Linked DNA regions of Homo sapiens: region 1 is linked to region 2. The links are chromatin loops, found by intact Hi-C in ENCODE. Cell type or tissue: GM12878. All regions are shown on one strand. Each heading gives the region's core, and the rest is flanking DNA. Links, peaks and the distances in the headings are about the cores only.

What was found. Hi-C counts contacts between places; a loop is a spot of excess contacts. Peaks named below come from ENCODE experiments on the same cell type or tissue, not always from the same donor. Only the 100,000 strongest peaks of a DNase experiment are listed, where the experiment ranks them.
Region 1: it touches region 2 in a loop (2.8-fold over the local background); 1 of 110 quality-filtered maps calls a loop at or near these places.

The regions. Positions count from the first base shown.
Region 1 is chr13:47,142,285-47,153,039 of GRCh38, forward strand. No RefSeq gene overlaps it. Among named protein-coding and RNA genes, the nearest start is that of HTR2A, 250 kb to the left of the region's middle. In GM12878, for the core only: no CTCF peak of the experiment used is centred there; a DNase peak (open chromatin) is centred at 4,897.
Region 2 is chr13:46,977,843-46,988,597 of GRCh38, forward strand. No RefSeq gene overlaps it. Among named protein-coding and RNA genes, the nearest start is that of HTR2A, 86 kb to the left of the region's middle. In GM12878, for the core only: no CTCF peak of the experiment used is centred there; DNase peaks (open chromatin) are centred at 5,519 and 6,229; H3K4me3 peaks cover 1,023 bases; H3K27ac peaks cover 2,386 bases.

The DNA of each region.
Region 1 (10,755 bases), core at 826-8,825, 160 kb after region 2:
TGGACAGGTGGTTACACTCTGTTAATCACACAAAGTTGAAGCTATTTTAAAGCAAGTCATTCCCACTATGGTAACACTGTTGAAGCCTTCTGCAATACAGAAGGCTTCTACTTCTGTTTTATCAACTCGGCCTTTCTCTAAAAGTATCCTCATAGTATCTATGTAGAGTTGATGCAATATCTTTAAATAGTTCTAGACTTCTTGTGATATCACCATCTGGAACTTGGATCTTCTTCACAGGCAAAGAATTAGCCCTCACGGCTCCTGTCTTCTGGGGTTTATTTAATATGCACAATTATATCATTTTGTGCTAAGCACCAACATAAAGCAAGTTCAGGAAATCATGGCGTTTCAGGTTTGTAAGGAATTTTTAAGACTTTTTTTTTTTTGAGACAGAGTCTTGCTCTGTCACCCAGGCTGGAGTGCAGTGGCGTGATCTCACCTCACTGCAACCTCCACCTCCCGGGTTCAAGCAATTCTCCTGTCTCAGTCTCCCGAGTAGCTGGGACTACAGGCGTGTGCCACCATGCCTGGCTAATTTTTGTATTTTTAGTAGAGACGGGGTTTCACCATGTTGGCCAGGCTGGTCTTGAACTCCTGGCCTCGGCCTCCCAAAGTGCTAGGATTACAGGCATGAACCACCATGCCTGGCCAAGACAATTTTTAAGAACCTTTTACTTTTGAAATAGTTATAGTTTTGAGGAAGTTGCAAAAATAGTACAGAGAGGTCCAAGGTCATTTATTTTAACTACTCACCTTGCCCTGAAAGACTTTACACATTTAAAACTGAAGAAAATTGGTTCTGAAGATTTACCCATCAGGATCCGAAGAATACAGACACCCAAATCAAAGGACCAGCTTACTAGCAAGTAAGAAGGTGAAGAAGGGAAGAACAGTGACCCAACAAGTAATATCCTCATTCAAAATGACTTTGATTAAAGGAACATGTAATGGGATGAATACTTACAAACATGCAGACTTCTTTAATTCCAGAATTATGATGGAAGAGGTGTTTATACAACCACCTGGGCTTTGAAATCAGTGCTTCAAATTCTGGCTCTGTTGATTACTGTAAAATCCTGAGATGGTAATTGATCTCTCTGTGTCTTTGTTTCTTCTTCTGTGGAAGAGCAATAATAATATCTTTCCTGGACAGTTGTGACAAGAATTAAAATTGTTTAATATGCATAAAGAAGACAGTTAGCATAGTATTCAAGCAAGTGCTCAATATATTAAAGATATTATCATTACTCTTTCACTTCTGAAAATTCAAATACAGCCAATTCTTGTTATTTGTAGTAGTTTATTCTATAAAGTCACTATGAACACTGAATTAGCAAGTATTTAACTATTACTCCAAGAGGAAATATAGGGTTAATTTCCTACAAACCACTGGTCACAACATATTTTTGTCAACCAATGTCTGACCTTGTTTTATATATGTTTCTGTATAAAGATATTGCATGCATTCATTAACACTGAACTCATGGCTAACAGCACTATAGCTCATGTCAGAACAAAGCTTATCTAATAAGTATATTTTCTCTAATGCAATCTTCTTAGGAACACCAGCCAGCACTTTAACAATATGCCTGGAGGCCATTTTAAACAGTGAAATCACCAAGAAAAAGCAAAAAAAAAAAATTTTTTTTAAAGTGAAAAATGTTGCACTAAATAGACTGCAGAATGCACACTTGTTTGCAGTATAAGAGTACAAGAAGGTGGAGCATGGCTTTGTTCAACCTCAGCTGGGAACTTGTGCAATGGGGCACTAAAAGCTTTCTCCACTCTGTAAAGATGTGTATCCAAAAATGACTGTGAAAGTGCTGCAAGTATGGGTTTGGGAGTTACAAATACATTTTAGTGGACAGGCAAATTCACAAATATGAAATCTGTGAATAACTGTGATCTACTGTAGTAGTTTTTGTGCCAGCCTGAATAAATTCTTGTGTTGACTCCTGAAAACATAAGTGAACTTGATCAAAGTGTAACGTTTTGAGACTGGTTTTTACGTGTGTCTTGTAGAATCAAGACCTGACCATGTTTCTGCTCCTACCCTCCCGCTCCTTTCACTTAAGTTCTCCTGTGGACTCATGTGCCTGGTTGAGGTCCCTGAACATGGCAGAGTCCCTTGTGACTTTGGGCTCTTCTCCATAGTGTTCCCACTATGATGGGACAGTGCAGAACCACTAAGCCTGCAGGCTCTGGAATCCCACAGCCTGGGTATGACACCCAGCTCAGCCACTTACAAAACATGTGACCTGGAGCAAGTTCTGTAACCTCTCTGGCTACAGTTTCTTCTTCTATAAAATTGTGATAATAACGGCATTTACCTCGGAAGATGTTTTGAAAATTAAGGAGATTATGTCTTCAAAACACTTCCCACAATGCCTGGCACATAGGATCATTCCGTGTTTTTCTGCCTGGTCAGATTCCATTTGAAGCCTCAATGTCCATTCCTTGGTGAACACATCGCTAACTCCCCAGGCACAACTAGTCATTTTCCCCTATGCTTCTGAATCACTTTAGTTCATGACAATCACAGCACTTGAGGAAATGCTGCATTGCTGACAACCTCCTTCCCTGTGCAACTGTGAGTTTCCTGATGGATCTTCTCTTTTTTTTCTTTTTCTCTTTCTTTTCTTTCCTTTTCTTTCTTTTCCTTTTCTTTCTTTTCCTTTCTTTCTTTCTCTTTCTTTCTTTTTCTTTCTCTTTCTTTCTCTCCCTTCCTTCCTTCCTTACTTCTTTCTCTCTCTCTCTCTCTCTCTTTCTTTCTTTCTTTCCTTTTTAGATGGAGTCTCTCTCTGTCATTCAGGCTGCAGTGCAGCGGCACAATCTTGGCTCACTGCAACCTCTGCCTCCTGGGTTCAGGCAATTCTCTGCCTCAGCTTCCCAAGTAGCTGGGATTATAGGCACCCCCCCACCACGCCTGGCTAATTTTTGTATTTTTAGTAGAGATGGGGTTTCACCCTCTTGGCCAGGCTAGTCTTGAACTCCTGACCTCATGATCCACCTGCCTCAGCCTCCCAAAGTGCTGGGATTACAGGCGTGAGCCACTGCGCCCAGCCTCCTGATGGATATTTTCAATCTTTGCTTCCCTGGTGTCCATCAGGGAGCCAGACACACAGTAGGTGCTCAACAGTTGCTAAATACATGAGTTAATATATAAATATACGTAATTACAATTACAACTCATAAAAAGTAGTGGCTTGAACAATTGGAAGGAAAACTGTTGAGCAAATACAAAATATCTGGTCCTTTTTGAATTTAAAACATAGATACTATGTTAACTTAAGATTAAACATATACAACAAATTATGTATTTTATACCCTAACTCTGCAGAATAGGGTTTCTCAAGTTGTAACTACATGGAAAGTTTGTGAATTTTGTAGGTTCCTAAAATCCACCCCAGATCTACTGAATATGCATGATGTTTAATAAGCTGTCTGCCTAAAGCTTGGTCACCACTCTGGTGGCAGCTGCTCAAACTCCTCAGGGTAATCTTCTGAAACAGTAGGATACATTAGGATGTAAGTACCCTGGTACGGGCAGGGACCATGTGTGTTTTGTTCAGTATTGTGCCCTCTTATCTGAACTAGTATGTAACACACAGAAAGAGCACAATAATTAGTTACTGGTTAAACAAATGAATAAATAATGCAGATAAGAAGCAAATTCATAGTCCCCATAAACACTTTGGATTGTATTACCGAAGTGGAGTCCCAAATTCACCCATTCTCAGACTTCAGTGCAGGTAACAATCCCTATTTAAAAGAAAGCTCCAAGACTCACTCTCTGAAGATTCCGATTCAGTAGGTCTGGGGGGTGGGGCTGAAAGTCTCCATTTGTAACATGATCATAGGTGATTCCAAGCAAAGTGATCACTGTTACACACTTTGAAAAATGCAGTACATCATCCAGGCAATGGCCCAACAACCAAATCAAGTGTAAACAAAACTGTGGTGTGTGGTTCAGTTGTGGGGTGCATAGCTATCAATGCAGAGAGGAGTTTGTATGTAGTATTTAATACTTGTATTAGTCAGAGTTCTCTAGAAGGACAGAACTAACAGGATAGATGTACATATAAAGTGGAATTTATTAAGGAGTATTGACTCACATGATCACAAGGTGAGGTTTCACAATAGGCTATCTACAAGCTGAGGAGCAAGGAAGCCAGTTCAGGTCCCAAAACCTCAAAAGTAGGAAAGCCAACAGTGCAACCTTCAGTCTGTGGCTGAAGGCCTGACAGCCCTTGGCAAATCGCTAGTGTAAGTCCAACAGTCCAAAAGCTGAATAACTTGGAGTCTGATGTTCAAGGGCAGGAAGCATCCAGCATGGGAGAAAGATGAAGGCCGGAAGACTCAGCAAGTCTGCTCTTTCCACCTTCTTCTACCTGCTTTATTCTAGCTGCATTGGCAGCTTATTAGTGATGCCCACCCAGACTGAGGGTGGGTCTCCCTCTCCTGGTCCACTGACTCAAATGTTACTCTCCTTTGGCAACACCCTCACAGACACACCCAGGAACAATACTTTGCACCCTTCAATCCAATCAAGTTGACACTCAATATTAACCATTATAATACTCAGTCTAATAAAACCTGTAAACAATGTTGAACTCAGGGTATTGTGAGCTCTGCAGTGTTGTTCCAATAAATACACAGCAACCCATATGTGTTCCCATTATGTTTAGAGTAAGAAGTGTCATTTAAATTCTCATCTGGACCTTCATTCTCTTCCTGACAGAGGAGGAGCATGACAGGGCAAATGTGGACGCTGCTCATCCTCTCCAGTATATACAATGTTTAATCATTGAAAGAAAATAAGAAGAATGATAGTGAAACCATGACCTCCCAAATGTCTTTCACTTCACTGGCTGTTGTGGTTATTGCAGTACTTTTCTGATGGCTCTTGTCTTGTGAAACTTGTTTTTTACCTCTGTCTACAAGACTTATGGTTCTGAAGCTTTTCTTAATATAGCTTAACTATTTGGTCTCTACTCATAATTTCCAACTTGGCAGTGGGGGTTTGCCCATTCTCTGTTCTCTGTTTCTTGCTATCAGCTGAGGCTTCTCAGCTCTCTTCCATCCCTCAGAAAGAAGGTCTGAAATTATTATGTAATCCACATGGATACAAACCCAGTGCGGAACCTCATGTGAAGTCTTCAAGCTCTCAGCCTTGTCAGCTCAATCTTCCCTCATTTTCTGGTAGGGATAACAGCAGGACATTATGTTGATTCTCTGCTAGGATAGATCACTTCCTCTCTGGAGTTCTATAATCTCAAGGTGTATGCATCATAAACTGAAAGCATCAATGTAGATTGGAAAACTTGCTACACCCACCTGCTGCTCTGCTTGCTACTTTCCAGGCATTTAAAGGAGAACAGGCCTGTGGGATGAGTGCAGGTGGTGTGTAAAAACTAAAAGAGTTCCTGTATTGGCAGCAGTGGGAAGAGGGAAGCAGAAAAACCAGATGGAAGTTTACTGCCTCTGGGCTGCACTTACCACAAAGTAATTCATATGCACTTTTGCCTTTATCTGCAGCTTTGAATGTAGGCATATTTATTTTAAATCTCCAAGGAGCTCTTGTGTTTGATGGATTAAAAAATGTTTAATTACATTTACAGCCTTTCCATGAGGTAGATATGGAAAGCCATTCCATTTGGTTTACTGATTAGTGGCGTGGTAAATTACTCCATTAGAACAGTGCTATAAATAATAAAAATGGCATTTTACTGCACGATGTTCTATCCTCTTCTTGTGCTATCATGACCATTATACCAGAGTCAAATGATTTCATGAGATTTCCAGCAAGACAATGTTTTAGAAAGCCTGGAGTTTGCCTCAGGAGATCTAGATTTCAGCTCTTTAATATTGCTCAGCGGGATTAATATTATCAGATTTATAATTTCACTGACATTATTTAAAAAAAAACATGGATAACAGCAGCTTCTTTGCCTATCTTAGCATTGCTGAGGATCAAATGAGATTCACCTTCTTACTGATTCAGTCTTGGGAGGGTGTATGTGTCCAGGAATGTATCCATTTCTTCTAGATATTCTAGTTCATTTGCATAGAGGTGTTTGTAGTATTCTCTGATGGTTGGTTGTATTTCTGAGGAGTCAGTGGTGATATCCTCTTTAACATTTTTTATCGTATCTATTTGATTCTTCTCTCTTTTCTATTAGCCTAGCTAGTGGTCTATTTGTTAACTTTAAAAAAAAAAAACAGCTTCTGGATTCATTGATTTTTTGAAGGGTTTTTTGTGTTTCTATCTCCTTCAGTTCCACTCTGATCTTGTTTATTTCTTTTCTTCTGCTAGCTTTGAGTTTTATTTGCTCTTGGTTCTCTAGTTTTTTTTAGTTGTGATGTCAGGGTGTTGATTTAAGATCTTTCTAGCTTTTTGATGTGGGCATTCAGTGTTATAAATTGCCTTCTTAACACAGCTTTAGCTGTGTGGCAGAGATTCTGCTACACTGTTTCTTTGTTCTCATTGGTTTCAAAGAACTTCGTGATTTCTGCCTTAATCTCATTATTTACCCAGGAGTCATTCGGAAGCAGGTTGCTCAATTTCCACGTAGTTGTGTGGTTTTTGAGTGAGTCTCTTAATCTTGAGTTCTAATTTCACTGTGCTGTGGTCTGAGAGACTATTTGTTATGATTTCAGTTATTTTGCGTTTGCTGAGAAGTGTTTTACTTCCAATTATGTGATTGATTTTAGAGTAAGTGTCATGAGGTACTGAGAAGAATGTATATTCTGTTGTTTTGGGGTGGAGAGTTCTGTAGATATCAGGTCCGCTTGATCCAGAGCTGAGTTGAAGTCCTGAATGTTTTTGTTAATTTTCTGTATCGATGATCTTTCCAATATTGATGGTAGGGTGTTAAAGTCTCCTGCTTTTATTGTGTGGGAGTCTAAGTCTCTTTGTATGTCTCTAAGAACTTGTTTTACGAGTCTGGATGCTTCTATATTGGGTACGTATATATTTAGGATAGTTAGCTCTTCCTGTTGAATTGAATCCTTTACCATTATATAATGCCCTTCTTGGTCTTTTTTGATCTTTGTTGGTTTAAAATCTGTTTTGTCAGAAACTAGGATTGCAATCCATGCTTTTTTCTGCTTTCCATTTGCTTGGTAAATTTTCCTCCATCCCTTTATTTTGAGACTATTTTGAGGCTTTGCACATGAGATGGGTCTCTTGACAGTAGCACACTGATGGGTCTCAACTTTTTATCCAGCTTTCCATTCTGTGTCTTTTATCTGGGGGCATTTTGCCCATTTACATTTAAGTTTAATACTATTATGTGTGAATGTGATCCTGTCATCAGGATGCTAGCTGGTTATTTTGCAGACTTGTTAATGTAGTTGCTTCACAGTGTCATTTGTCTTTGTACTTCAGGGTGTTTTTGTAGTGGCTGGTAACAGTTTTTCCTTTCCATATTTAATGCTTCCTTCAGGAGCTCTTGCAAGGCAGGCCTGGTGGTGGTGGATTCCCTCAGCGTTTGCTTGTCTGAAAAGGATTTTATTTCTCCTTAGCTTATGAAGCTTAGTTTGGCCAGATATTAAATTCTGTGTTGGAAATTCTTTTCTTTAAGAATGTTGAATATTGGCCCCCAGTCTCTTCTGGCTTGTAGGGTTTCTGCTGAAAGATCCACTGTTAGTCTGATGGGCTTCCTTTTGTAGGTGACCTGGCCTTTCTCTCTTGTTGCCCTGCTTTTCATCAGTCTCCGTGGGTTGCATCAACTGCCTAGTCAGTCCTAATGAAAGAACCTGGATACCTCAGTTGCTGGTGTAGGATTCACTCACTGTTTTCATTCTTCTCAGTGGGAGCCTCTGACTGTAGCTGTTTCTAGTTGGCCATCTTGGCCCCTCCCTTCTACAGTTTTGTTTTTGTTTTTGTTTTTGTTTTTGTGTTTTTGTTTTGTTTTGTTTTTGATAAGGAGTCTTGCTCCACTGCCCAGGCTGGAGTGAAGTGGCCCAGTCTCGGCTCACTGCAACCTCCACCTCCCAAGTTCAAGTGATTCTTCTGCCTCAGCCTCCTGAGTAGCTGGAATTACAGGTGTGTGCCAACACCCCCGGCTACTTTTTGTATTTTTAGTAGAGACAGGGTTTCACCATGTTGGCCAGGCTGGTCTCAAAATCCTGACCTCAAGTGATCCATTCGCAGCCTCCCAAAGTCCTGGGATTACAGGCATCAGCCCCCACTCCCAGCCCTACATTTTTTTTTAATGTAGGGGTTTTGTTTACAAATGAAACTACAGCTCTTTTTTTTAAAGACATTTCTTATTAAAGGAAAACAAGAACTAATTAAACTTTTTCTAAGCAAATGTGTTCTACTACAGCTCGTTAGTGAGAACATGAAGCTGGGGGTGCCATTAATGCAGAAGGAGATTATTATCCATCTGAGTGTGGGGGAGCTAAGTGTATCTTGCTGCTCTATTTTCTGCTACTTTTTGTTTTTGCTTTTTGTTTTGGTTTTGAGAGTTCATGTTATTTGCCTGTTTGTTTGAAAAGTCATACATGTTCATGGCAAAAACTCACATAGAAATTGAGTAAACCTTTAAGTCTCCTGTCCACCACAATTTTTTTTTCTGTTAGTCTCTTCCAGGAGACAACTATTATTTACTAGTTTCCCAGAGATATTCCATGCTTGTATGAATGTGTGTCTGTGCATATCCTTTTAAGAAAAATCACAAGTGGTGGTATAATGTACACATTGTAAAATGTACTTTGCATTTTTTTACCTGATTATATTATTTCATGATAATCTTTCCTTTCCAGTTCAACTTCTCACATTTTCTGAAGTTAATAATTATCTTGGTTTATTGTTTACTTACTCTTCTATGAACTTGTTATAAATGTAATGCCTAGAACCTTGCCAGTTGTCTAAATGTCTTCTACATCTATTCAGCCCATCAAATATCCTAACAGTGTTATCTTCTGGAGGCTTCAGATCTGTTCCTTTACGAACTGGTTGTCTTTTGTACCTAGTACGAGCTATCATCCTGGGATTGATTTTCATCATAATTTTGGGGATTCCATTGCCTCTCTTTTGTGTGTCTATATTTCTCCTTTCCCTTTCTTTCTACTTATTGGTTTACTCCATCATTTTGGTGCTGGATATTCACTCTCCTGAGGAAAAAAAATTGGATAGAATGTAAATTTTTGAGATGTTGAACATCTGAAAATGTCATCATTTTATGTTCACATTAGATTGATAGTTTTACTGATAGTTGGTGTACAGAAAAAGAGTTAACCTAGTAAGCCTGATAATGCTGCCCTTGGAAAGGCCTCCTTGCAGGGTTGTCCCTTAACTGTTGTCCGGGAACTTGGATTGTAAACAGTTCCTTACACTGATATAAACCTTCCTGGAATGATAAGAGTGCTTTACTATTCCTAATTTATTTGTGCAAACGATATGGTTTATGCGGAACACCTGCTTTCCTTTTGGGAAAATTCTATTTGGAATTTTGGTACATGCTAGGCTGAGGGTGCCTACATGACCAGTCCCCAGTGGGGGGAAAAAAAACAAAAACAAAAACACAAATGTGGGCAGTGCATCTCTAATGAGCTTTTCTGGTAGACAACATTTCACTCTTGGTATCACAATTAATTGCTGGAAGAGTTAAATATGTCACTTGTGACACCACTGGGAGAGGACTCTTGGTAGTTTCAAGCCTAGTATCCTCAGGACTTCATCCCATAGTGATTTTTTCCCTTTGTTGATTTTGTTTTGTGCCCTTTCACTGTTATAAACCATAGCAGTTAGTGCAACTATATCCTGAGTGCTGTGAGTTCTAGTGAATTGCAGAATCTGGGGAGGTGGTCTTGGGGATGCTCTGACATAGTTGGTCATTGTTTTCCTTTAGAATGCTTTTGGCATTTTCCACCGCCTTCTATCTTCCATGTGTTGAGAAGTCAGAAGTCAATCTTACCTCTGACCTTTGTATATAATATTCTCTCTCTCTCTCCTTCTCTCAAACCTTTTACAATCTTCACTTTGTTGTCAGTGTTCTGAAGTGCCGGAATGTCATGATGATGTGCCTTGAGTTCCTTGGTGAGTGTTTATATTAATCTACTCTGCTGGTCTCTTAATTGCTCCTTGTAATCTAGGAGCCTTTGTCATTTATAAATGGAAAATTTTCACAAATTACTTGTTGATGATTTCCTTCCTTCAATTTTCTCTATTCTCTATTTGGATTCCTTTGTTTGGATATTGAAACTCTAGATCTAGTCTTCTAATATTCTTGCTTTTTCCCCCCTGCTATTTTCCATGTCTTAGTCTAATTTCATATGCATTTCTTGGGCTTTATTTTGCAAATCTTCTATGGCTTTTAAAAATTATTCTGTAATATTTTTAATTTATAAAAGCTCTTTTTTTGTTCTCAGAATGCTATTTTAATGATATTCTTTTTTTCTATGAGGATAGTAGTGACAGTTATTTTGAAATTATTTTGCCCCAGAGAAGTCTGTTCCTTCCAGGTGCACTATGGATACATGATTCTTTTGGTCCTTTTTATGTTAGAAACTTTATTCAGATGTCTGCCAATCCTTGGCTATATATTCAAATTTAAGATTTGGGCAAAAAGAAGATCTGAAATCTCAGAACTAGTGTGCTTTACTTTATAACTCTCTAACTGTGGTTTCCCTGTAGAGTGTCTGGCCAGGTAATTTCCTTGTGATGTCTACTGGTGAGAATTTCTTTCATTTTTTTCGGCTACTCAAGAGTCCTTGGAGGAACTGAGTGGCAAAAGGAAGTGT
Region 2 (10,755 bases), core at 1,077-9,076:
AGCAACCAGTGGACCAAAGATGAAATCAAAAGAGAAATTACAAAATATCTTGAGACAAACAAAATGAAACACAATATACCAAAGCTTACTGAATGCAGAAAATAAGTATTATGATGGAAGTTTATAGTGATAAATGCCTATATTAAAAAAGATGATAGATCTCAATAAACAATCTAATCTTATAGTGCAAGGAAGTAGAACATGAAGAACAAGCTAAGCCCAAAATTAGAAGGAATAAAAAGATTAGAGAAGAAACAAATAGAGAATAGGAAAGCAATAGAAAAAAATGGATAAAACTAAAAGTTGTTGTTTTGGAAAGATCAACAAAATTGAGAAATCCTTAGCTGGAGTAAGAAAAAAGAAGACTCAAAATCAGAAATGAAAGAGGAGATATTAACAACTGATGCCACAGAAACAAAAAGGATTATGTATTAATCTGTTCTCATGATGCTAATAAAGACATACACAAGACTGGGTAATTTATTTATTTATTTATATTTTATTATACTGTAAGTTTTAGGGTACATGTGCACAACGTGCAGGTTTGTTACATATGTATACATGTGCCATGTTGGTGTGCTGCACCCATTAACTCGTCATTTAACATTAGGTATATCTCCTAATGCTATCCCTCCCCCCTCCCCCCTCCCCCCACCCCACAACAGGCCCTGGTGTGTGATGTTCCCCTTGCTGTGTCCATGTGTTCTCATTGTTCAATTCCCACCTATGAGTGAGAACATGCGGTGTTTGGTTTTTTGTCCTTGCGATAGTTTGCTGAGAATGATGGTTTCCAGCTTCATCCATGTCCCTACAAAGTGCATGAACTCATCCTTTTTTATGGCTGCATAGTATTCCATGGTGTATATGTGCCACATTTTCTTAATCCAGTCTATCATTGATGGACATTTGGCTTGGTTCCAAGTCTTTGCTATTGTGAATAGTCCCACAATAAACATACGTGTGCATATGTCTTTATAGCAGCATGATTTATAATCCTTTGGGTATATACCCAGTAATGGGATGGCTGGGTCAAATGGTATTTCTAGTTCCAGATCCCTGAGGAATCGCCACAGTGACTTCCACAATGGTTGAACTAGTTTACAGTCCCACCAACAGTGTAAAAGTGTTCCTATTTCTCCACATCCTCTCCAGCACCTGTTTCCTGACTTTTTAATGATCGCCATTCTAACTGGTGTGAGATGGCATCTCATTGTGGTTTTGATTTGCATTTCTCTGATGGCCAAGGACTGGGTAATTTATAAAGGAAGGAGGCTTAATTGACTCACAGTTCTGCGTGGCTGGGGAGGCCTCAGGATGCCTATAATCACTGCAGAAGGGGAAGCAAACTCATCCTTCTTCACATGGTGGCAGCAAGGAGAAGTGCTGAGCTAAAGGGGAAAAGCCCCTTATAAAACCATCAGATCTCGTGAGAACCCACTCACTATCACGAGAACAGCATGAGGGTAACTGTCCCCATGATTAAATTACATCCCACTAGGTCCCTCCTACGACACATGGGGATTATAATAACTACAATTCAGGATGAGATTTGGGTGGGGATATAGCCAAACCATATCAGATTATAAGAGATCACTATGAACAATTATGTACCACTAAATTATGTAATCCAGGAGAAATGGATAAATTCCTAGGAATATAAAACTGTCAAGATTGAGCTATGAAGAAATAGAAAATCTGAATAAATCTATAATTTGTAAGGAGGTTGAATCAGTAATCTTCCAACAAAGCAAAACACAGAACTAGTTGACTTAACTGAATAATTCTATCAATCCTTCTCAAACTCTTCCAAAAATTATAGAGGATAGAATATTTCCAAATACACTTTTCAAAGGCCAGGATTATCCTGATAGCAAAGTCAGGCAAATACACTACAAGAAATGAAAACTCCAGGCTACTGTCTCTGATGAACATAGATGCAAAAATCCTCATAAAAATTCTAGCAAGCTGAATTCAATGGTACATCAAAAGGATCATGTACCATGACCAAGTGGGATTTTTCCCTGAGATGAAAGGATGGTTCAACATTTAAAAATCAATCAATATGATACACCACATGAACAGAACTAAGGATAAAAATTACATGATCATCTCAATAGATGCAGTAAAAACATTTGAAAATATTCAACACCTTTACAAGATTAATAAAAACATTTGAAAAAATAGGAATAAAAGAAAATTACCTCAGCATTATAAAGGCAATATATGACAAACAGCAGACGTATTCAATAGTGAAAAACTAACAGCTTTTTCTCTAAGATCAGGAAGAAGAAAAGAATGCCCATCCTCACTATTTCTATTTAACATAGTACTGGAAGTCTTAGCTAAACAAAAGAGATAAAAGGCATCTAAATCTGAAAGGAAGATGTAATATTTATTATTTCTATTCACAGATGATGTCTTATATGTAGAAACAACTCTGCCATACACACACAAACTGTTGAATAAATTCAAAGTTGTAAGATATAAAATCAACATATAAAATAAGCTCTTTTTATATGCTGACATGAACAATCTGAAAAAGATAATTAAGAAAATAATTCCACTTACAATATCAAAAAATAATCAGGACTAAACTTGACCAGGGATAAAAATACTTATCCACCGAAAATTTTAAAAACATGGCTGGAAGGAATTAAAGATACAAATAAATGGGAAGATATCCTGTGTTCATAGATTGAAAGACTTAATATTGTTAAAACACTCATCCTGCCCAAAGTAATCTACAGAATTAATGCATTCCCTATTAAAATTCCAATGCTTTTTTCTTTTCAGTAATAGGAAAACAATCCTAAAATTCATATGGGACTCCAAAGAGTCCCAGATAGCCAAAACAATCTTGAGAAAGAACAAAACTAGAGGCCTCATACTTCCTGACTTCAAAATATATTAGAAAGCTATAGTATCAGAACAGTATGCTACTCGCATAAAAACAGACATATAAAGCAATGGAACAGAATCAAGAGCCCAGGAATAAACACATCCATATACCGTCAAATGATCTTTGACAAGTGTGCTAAAATCACCAAGGGAGAAATATAGTCTCTTCAACAAATAGTGTTGGGAAAACTGGATATCCATGTTGAAAATAATGAAATTGATGGATATGTTAATTAGCTTGGTGTAATCTTTCTACAATGTATATATAGATTAAAACATTACTTTGTACCCCATAAATATACACGATTATTATTTGTCAATCAAAAATGAATAAAATTGGACCCTTATACCATATACAAAATATAGACTCAAAATGGATTAAAGACTGAAACATAGTCCTAAAACTATAAAACTAGAAGAAAACATAGGAAAAAAACTTTATGACATTGGTCTTGGCAAGGATTTCTTGAATGTGACACCAAATGTGAATGTAACACAAAAAGCCCAAGATACAACACCAAAATGGGCAAGTGAGACTACATCGAACTAAAAAGCTTTATGGCAAAGGAAACAGTCCACAGAATAAAAAGGCAACCTATGGAATGCGAGAAAATATTTGCAAACCATGTGTTTAATAAGGGATTAATAATCCAAAATATATAATAAACTCCTAAAACTCAGTGTTTAACATCCCTAAGGAATGAAAAAGCTACAAGATATCACCTCACACCTAAGACGGCCATTATAAAAAACAAATAACGAATATCAGGATATAGAGAAATTGAAACCCTTGTGTGTTTTTGGGAATGTAAAATTGTGTAGCTTCTATGAAAAATGGTGGGGTCTTTCCTCAAAAAAGACTAGGACTAACATATGATCCAGCCATCCCACTCCAGGTATTCAAATAATTCAGAACAAGGCCTCAGATAGATACTTGCACTCCCATGCTTACTGCAGCACTATTCACAATGACCAAGAGGTGGAAACAACTTACATGTTTGTAAGTGGATGAATGGATTGAGAATATGTGAAATAGAAACACATAATAGAATATTATTTAGTCTTAAGGAAATTCTGTCCCACGCTATATGGATGAATCTTGTGGGTTTTACGCTATGTGACATAAGTGAGCCACAAAAGGCCAAATATTGCATGATTCCACTTAGATGAGGTTTCTAGAACAGTCAAACTTATAGAAGCAGAAAGTAGAGTGATGGTTTCCAGGAGTGGGGAGAATGGGGAATTGCTGTTCAATGGATACAGAGTTGCAGTCATCCAAAATGAATAAGTTCAAGAGAACTGCCCTACAACAATGTGCATATAGTAAACCACACCGTTCTGTCTGTACACTGAGATTTGCTAAAAGGCTAGATTTTATGTTAAGTATTTTCTACTACTTTCTTTTTTAAAAAGAATATAGTATCCAATGGAACTGCCATCATCTGTTGCTCCTCCCACCTATCTGTACCAAATTCCTGTGAAAGGTAGAAAATAAACAAATGAACCATGTTAAATTTTGGACCTGAAGATAGATATGTTAAATGCGAACTGATTTATTGAAGCCCCTGGTTTAGGAAAACCTGTGAGTTTTTCAGTGATTCATGATATTAGTGTTCATAATGTGGATGATTACTTTTTTCAAGCAGTTTTAGATTTACAGCAATATTGAGAAGAAGGTACAAAGACATCCCATATACCCACTGCCCTCCCCTGCTGGCCTCCTCCATTATCAACACCCCCCACCCGTGTGGTACATTTGTTACAATCAATGAACATACATTGACATATCGCTATCATCACTCAAAGTTCACAGTTTATATTAGGGCTCACTCTTGCTGTTGTACATTCTATGGGTTTGAATAAATGTATAATGTCATGTGTTCACCATTAAAGTATCATACAGAGTATTTTCACTGCCTTAAAAATCCTCTGTGCTCTGCCTATTCCTTCCTCCCTATCCCCAAACCCCAGCTACCTCTGAGCTTTTGTACTGTCTCCATAGTTTTGCCTTTTTAAAACAAATTATCTTTGCTTTTGAAAAGACATAGAATAATAATTACAACATTATATATAGATGTGTATCTATGCAATATAGGGTTTCCCTGGTGTAAGGCAGTAAGAAGGGGTGAGTAAAAGTATAGAGGGAGCTAGGTCTGAAATTAGAAATAGGTGTCCTTCCCTTTTACATGGATGGAGGAGGGTGATTGGTTTTGGAACAGGAAGTTCAGGGAAGCTTCACCAGAACTTGCCTTAGCCCTTAGCATCCCTAGCCAGGTGTGTTCACTAACCCTTGTTCTGAGGAATAGCACTGTGGCAGAACAGATGTTGGCACTGGGCCCTGGTAGGTAGGGTTCTTGTCCCTCTTTTACTGGCTGGTGAAGGCACGTGGGAATAGTTCTCAAATATGGTTTTCCTGTCTGTAAAATTAGGAAACTGATTTATCAGACCTAGATTGATTGCCTGGACTTTTCATCACAGTCTCAATCTCAAATCTGAGGTTCCCTTCTCTGACTGTACATCGATTTTGGCTTTGTATATGTGGCCACTGAACTTCTCAGGTCTGTCCCAGACTGAATCTTTGATCTTTTTTCACTTCTGCAAAATGCAGGAAGCCCTTTCTTTGTTGTGGTCCCTGTGATGCAAGCTTGGTCAAAAGAAGAAAAGAGCAGAGCTGTGATAAGCTGATTTTAGCAGCAGCGCTCCATTTAGCACCAGGCTGTGTATCCCCCATGAACAGCACAGCCCACTGGGTGCTGGTGGCAGGAATGGCTTTTTGCAGAGACCAAGTGGGTCCAAATGAGAAGGGATTTTCCCATCTTGAACTCCTCTCTTCTGCTGAATTTTCACTGGGGTATAATTTGTTAGTATCTGGCATCGATCCCCCTGCAGGTCATCATACCCATTCCTTTCAGAATGTGGCTGGTAGTCATGGGCAGGGAGAGAGGGACCTTGTATGGAGTTTTGCAGACAGGGCTTCTGATCCCATATACTACAAAATCATTAAAAAACCACCTATCATGCACATGCTGTAAGGTAGGCATTGTGAAAAATGTTTTTCCGTACATTCACTCCCTTATTTTGGTCACTAAACTGCATGTTCATTATCTTTTCAACCACAGGCTTTTGTCCAACATTATAATATTGAGACCTATGGCATACCCTATACTCTTTGTTTCCATCTTCCAGATCCCGAGTCCAGCTACCAGCTCACTACACCTCTGCTGTCCTGCTGTACTTGTATCTTTAAGACACCTGTGAGACCTTTTCTGTGCTTTCAGTTTTATGTGATGGCTTGGCATGCAAACACAAGTATCTCTAGGAAGGCATTCAGGCCTTGAGAACCCTTTGGGGTGTAGTAACAGGAACTTCCTCTTGTGAATCATGCCTTTCATGTAAGAGCAGTCCTGTTAGGAGCACATTATTGACCTCTGCACCTATTCATCAGCCAGAAAGTGTTTATTTACTGAGTATATCCTGAGGTACTGAGATCATTGTCATTGCAGTGTTATTTTGGATTAAATATACATTTGTATTTTTGAAAATTTTGGCATAGTCTACTTTCCCTTGAAAAGAATAACATCAGTAATAACTGGCTGATTTAGGAATCTGTTGACTAGCTTGTCATATAATAGCTTATTTTTCCCCCTTTGAAACTGAAATAGTTGGATTTCTGTAACCTGTGGTATTTTTCTTGGGAATCATATATGTAAAGACTAAATTAGAGGTGAAACTAAGTTTAGTTTGTACATTAGATTTAATTAGTATGAAATTAATTTTAATGTTCTTTTTTTTTGAGACAGAGTCTCACTCTATTGCCTCAATTACTCCAAATTAATTTTCATCGGAACTTCAATAAACATTTTTTTTTTTTGAGACAGTCTCACTCTGTCTCCCGGGCTGGAGTGCATTGGCATGATCTCAGCTCACTGCAACCTCTGCCTCCCGGGTTTAAGCGATTCTCCTGCCTCAGCCTCCCGAGTAGCTGTGATTACAGGTGTGTGCCACTAAGCCTGGATAATTTTTGTATTTTTAGTAGAGAGGGGTTTTTGCCATGTTGGCCAGGCTGGTCTCGAACTCCTGATCTCAAGTGATCTCCCCATCTCGACCTCCCAAAGTGCTGAGATTATAGGTGTGAGCCACCATGCCTGGCACTGATAGTCTTTTGAGAGAAATGTATTTGTTCATTAAATGTAGTTCAAACAATTCTGTTTCCTCTCAAAAACATTGAATAATTTGGGGAGAAAAACTAACAGATATGTAACTATTAGAGAAGTATCAAGTGTGTTGTATGTGAATTTAAATATCATAGAGAAGGAAAGGTCAGTATAGGTTGAATGAATCTCTTTAAATTATAAACAGCCTATTCCTGCCTCTGGTTGGTTTTATACAAAATGTATTAGTTGAATTTCCCTATACTCAGACCATAGTACTGATAGCTCACCAATCTTTGATTTATAAGAATGGTAGAGGTTGTTCCTGGATTCTGCAGATACAAAACATGCCTGTACCTAATCACATTTGGTTGATAAATTCATTTAAAAAAACCAGAAATGTGAGTTATGGAATAAAAATTACCAGGAGAAATACCAAGAATAAAAAAATCTCTTATTCTTAGGAACAAACAGATAAATAGTTCCACATGCATTTTATTATTCTGTTTTCATTTGCATTCTTCATGACAGTGAGTTCTCCCCCAAAGAACCACTTAAACATCTTGAAATTTGTTATGTTTCCCATCAGTTTCTTAACTGCAAAGCTTCATCACCTCAAGTTATACTGTCCACTTCCTGTGGGAAACGTGGGCAGTAGGAGGACAATTCGAACTCAGAATTAGCTAAATTTTGCATTAGGAAAAATGGAAATCCATTTAAGATGTTTTTACTTGAACTTCATTCTGTTATTAAGCCTTACTCTGAGCCACTTTATTATACAACAATCATGCAGCTCACTACAGCTCAAAGGTTAGAAGCATGATGGAGTCCTGAAAAGGCCTCAGATATGTTATTCTGGGTGTAAATTTATGTTACACTAATTGTGAATGCAATGCTTATGTGCTTATTTGATATCTTAAACTAGCATCTTAAAGGCTTATTATATGGAGCCTTATAATTTTATACAGAACCTAGGTCAGTGATTCTCAAACCTGGACACAGGATAAACTTTTGATTCCTGGGTCCCAATCTGTAAAGATTCTGAGTCAGTGAAGCTGGATGGAGCCTGGGCATCTGCATTTTTAACAAATACTTCAGATTCTTGTAATACAATTGATCCATACTCCTTGAGAAATATTGGCTTAGATTCATGAAAATTTCAAGAGTTGAAATGATTCATTGTAATTTTTTTTTTCTTTTGAGATGGAGTCTTGCCTTATTACCTAGGCTGGGGTGCAGTGGCATGATCTCGGCTCACCGCAAACTTCACCTCCCGGGTACAAGGGATTCTCCTGCGTCAGCCTCCCAAGTAGCTGGGATTATAAGTGTGTGCCACCATGCCCAGCTAGTTTTTGTATTTTTAGAAGAGATGGGGTTTCGCCATGTCAGCCAGGCTAGTCTCCTGACCTCAAGTGATCCGCCTGCCTCGGCCTCCCAAAGTGCTGGGATTACAGGCTTGAGACAGCACAGCTGGCTGACTCATTGTAATTTATGTAAAAACAAATGATGACTTACTGGGGCTAATTGAGCCTGTATTTTTGTGATACATAAAAGATCAAGTTTAGTTCAAGTGCTTTTTACTTTTCAGCTTTGAGGTATAGTTAACAAAATAAGAATTAAGGTATACAATATGATGTTTTGATGTGTACACAGTATGAAATGATTATAAAAATCAAACTAATCAACATTTCTACAGCTTCTTATAGTTACCTTGTGTGTGTGATGAGAACATTTGAGATCTACTCACTTAGCAAATTTCAAGTATACAATACAGTATCATATAAATATAGTTACCGTGCTGTACCTTAGATCTTCAAAACGTATCCATCCAATATAGGTTAAAAAAAGAGTTATGAAAGTTTTTTTTAAAATGTGGACTATATTAATTTTCAGAGCCCTTTCACTTGGAAAACTAACTACTGTTACACTATTTACTTATAACTTTTTTTTGTATTCAAGTACTCCTTCTGAACTAAAAAGTAGATGCTATACATTTGAGCTTTGCCTATTACAAATTCACATACATTGTTTTTCCTTCTTTGTGAGGTTATTTTGTCAATTAAATGATTTCTTAGTGCCGTATGAGTTATAATAGGGTGGGTAGGTTATGCTTCAGTAACAGACGTCAAATTTTTTTTTTTAAGAACCAATCCTCCATGTCTTTTCATGGTTTCATAGCTCATTTCTTTAGTGCTGAATACTATTTCATTACATGGATGTTCTGCAGTTGATCCATCTACCTATTGAAGAAAATCTTGATTGCTTCAGCAATTATGATTAAAGCTGTTATAAACACTTGCATGCTTGTTTTTGTGTAGAAGTGCATTTTCAACTCCTTTGGGTATATACCAAGGAGCACAATTCCTGGATTATACGGTAAGAGTAAAATCTCTTATTTTTAAAGCAATTTTTTTATTTCTCAAGCTACATGTTCATCCCGAGTTGGTTTGGGTGTTCTGCTCTGTGTTATTCTCACTCAGGAACTCAGTCTCATGGGTGTCTCTCAGCTTACCATGAGTTTCCAGGATCAGCATAGTGTGAGAAGCAGGAAAAGAACTTTAGAGGGTCTTACACCAGCAAACCAATACTTAGCCTGGAAATGAGCACATCACTTTTGCTCACTGGTATCATGGCCCCACCTTCACAAAAAAGAGCCAGGAAATTGTTTTCCATTTGCCTAGAAGAAATGGTAATCGGATATCAGCAGCATCAGTAACTTTTGCATTCTGCCCATATTTTTAAATAATTTTGCTTGCTTTCCTACCTGTATATGAGGTATAGTCACCCCTCCCTGAGGATCACAACCCAAAAATCCCATTTAGTCATGGCATCAGGCTCAAAGTCTGAGATCTCTTGCATGATGCTTAGTAGACTCCAACCAGAGGTAGGGGATGGCAGTGGCCTGTACATCAGGTGTGGGTGTAAATCAGGAGATAGAGGCTATTACTGATTATACTTCCTGGGTGCAGCTCCCACTCTACTCATCCCCATAGCCCTTGGCTTTACCCTCTGGAGGTTCTTGTTGTTCTAATATCCTCTTTGGTTCCATATGAAGTAGGCATTGGGAATGTAGTCTCTTATGCTGTTAGTAGCTTTCTCAGCTTACTTCTTGCCCGTAGATGTTTGGGACTCCTAAGTTCTTTATAGGTTTCATAGTCTTTAATTATTTTTTTGGCAATTCAGTTCTCCCAATAACTTAGCTTTTTATTTATTTTAATTCAGACACTAACATGTGCCAGTAACCACACCCATAGTTCTTTCCTAGACATTTTTCTAGATTTGTTACACATGTCTTATTTTGTACCCCATTCCTGTCCGTTACTTAATTGTGGATACTCTGGGCTTATCAGGCTTCTTTGGCAGAACCATTTATTTAGTCTATTTTTTGCTGCACCATTTTCTTCCAACTGACGCAATTTCTGGGTGCCAGTGAAATCCATTCAGAGATTTTTGACTGTGGGTGAGGCAGCTAATCCCTTCATTTAATTCTTGCTGTGGTGAGAGTTTTAATTGGCATTTGTTATTCAAGACATTTCTTTACACTTTGGGCTTGGGAGCCGGCCGTCTCTTCCTAACTTAGAAGCTCCTGCATTTGTGGACTCTATTCCCTTACATTTTTGCTTGCAATGTGACTAATTCGTTCCCAGTTTCATCTCTTTCTTGTAATATCAAGTGTCACAGGTTAAATTATCCTCCCAAAAAAGGT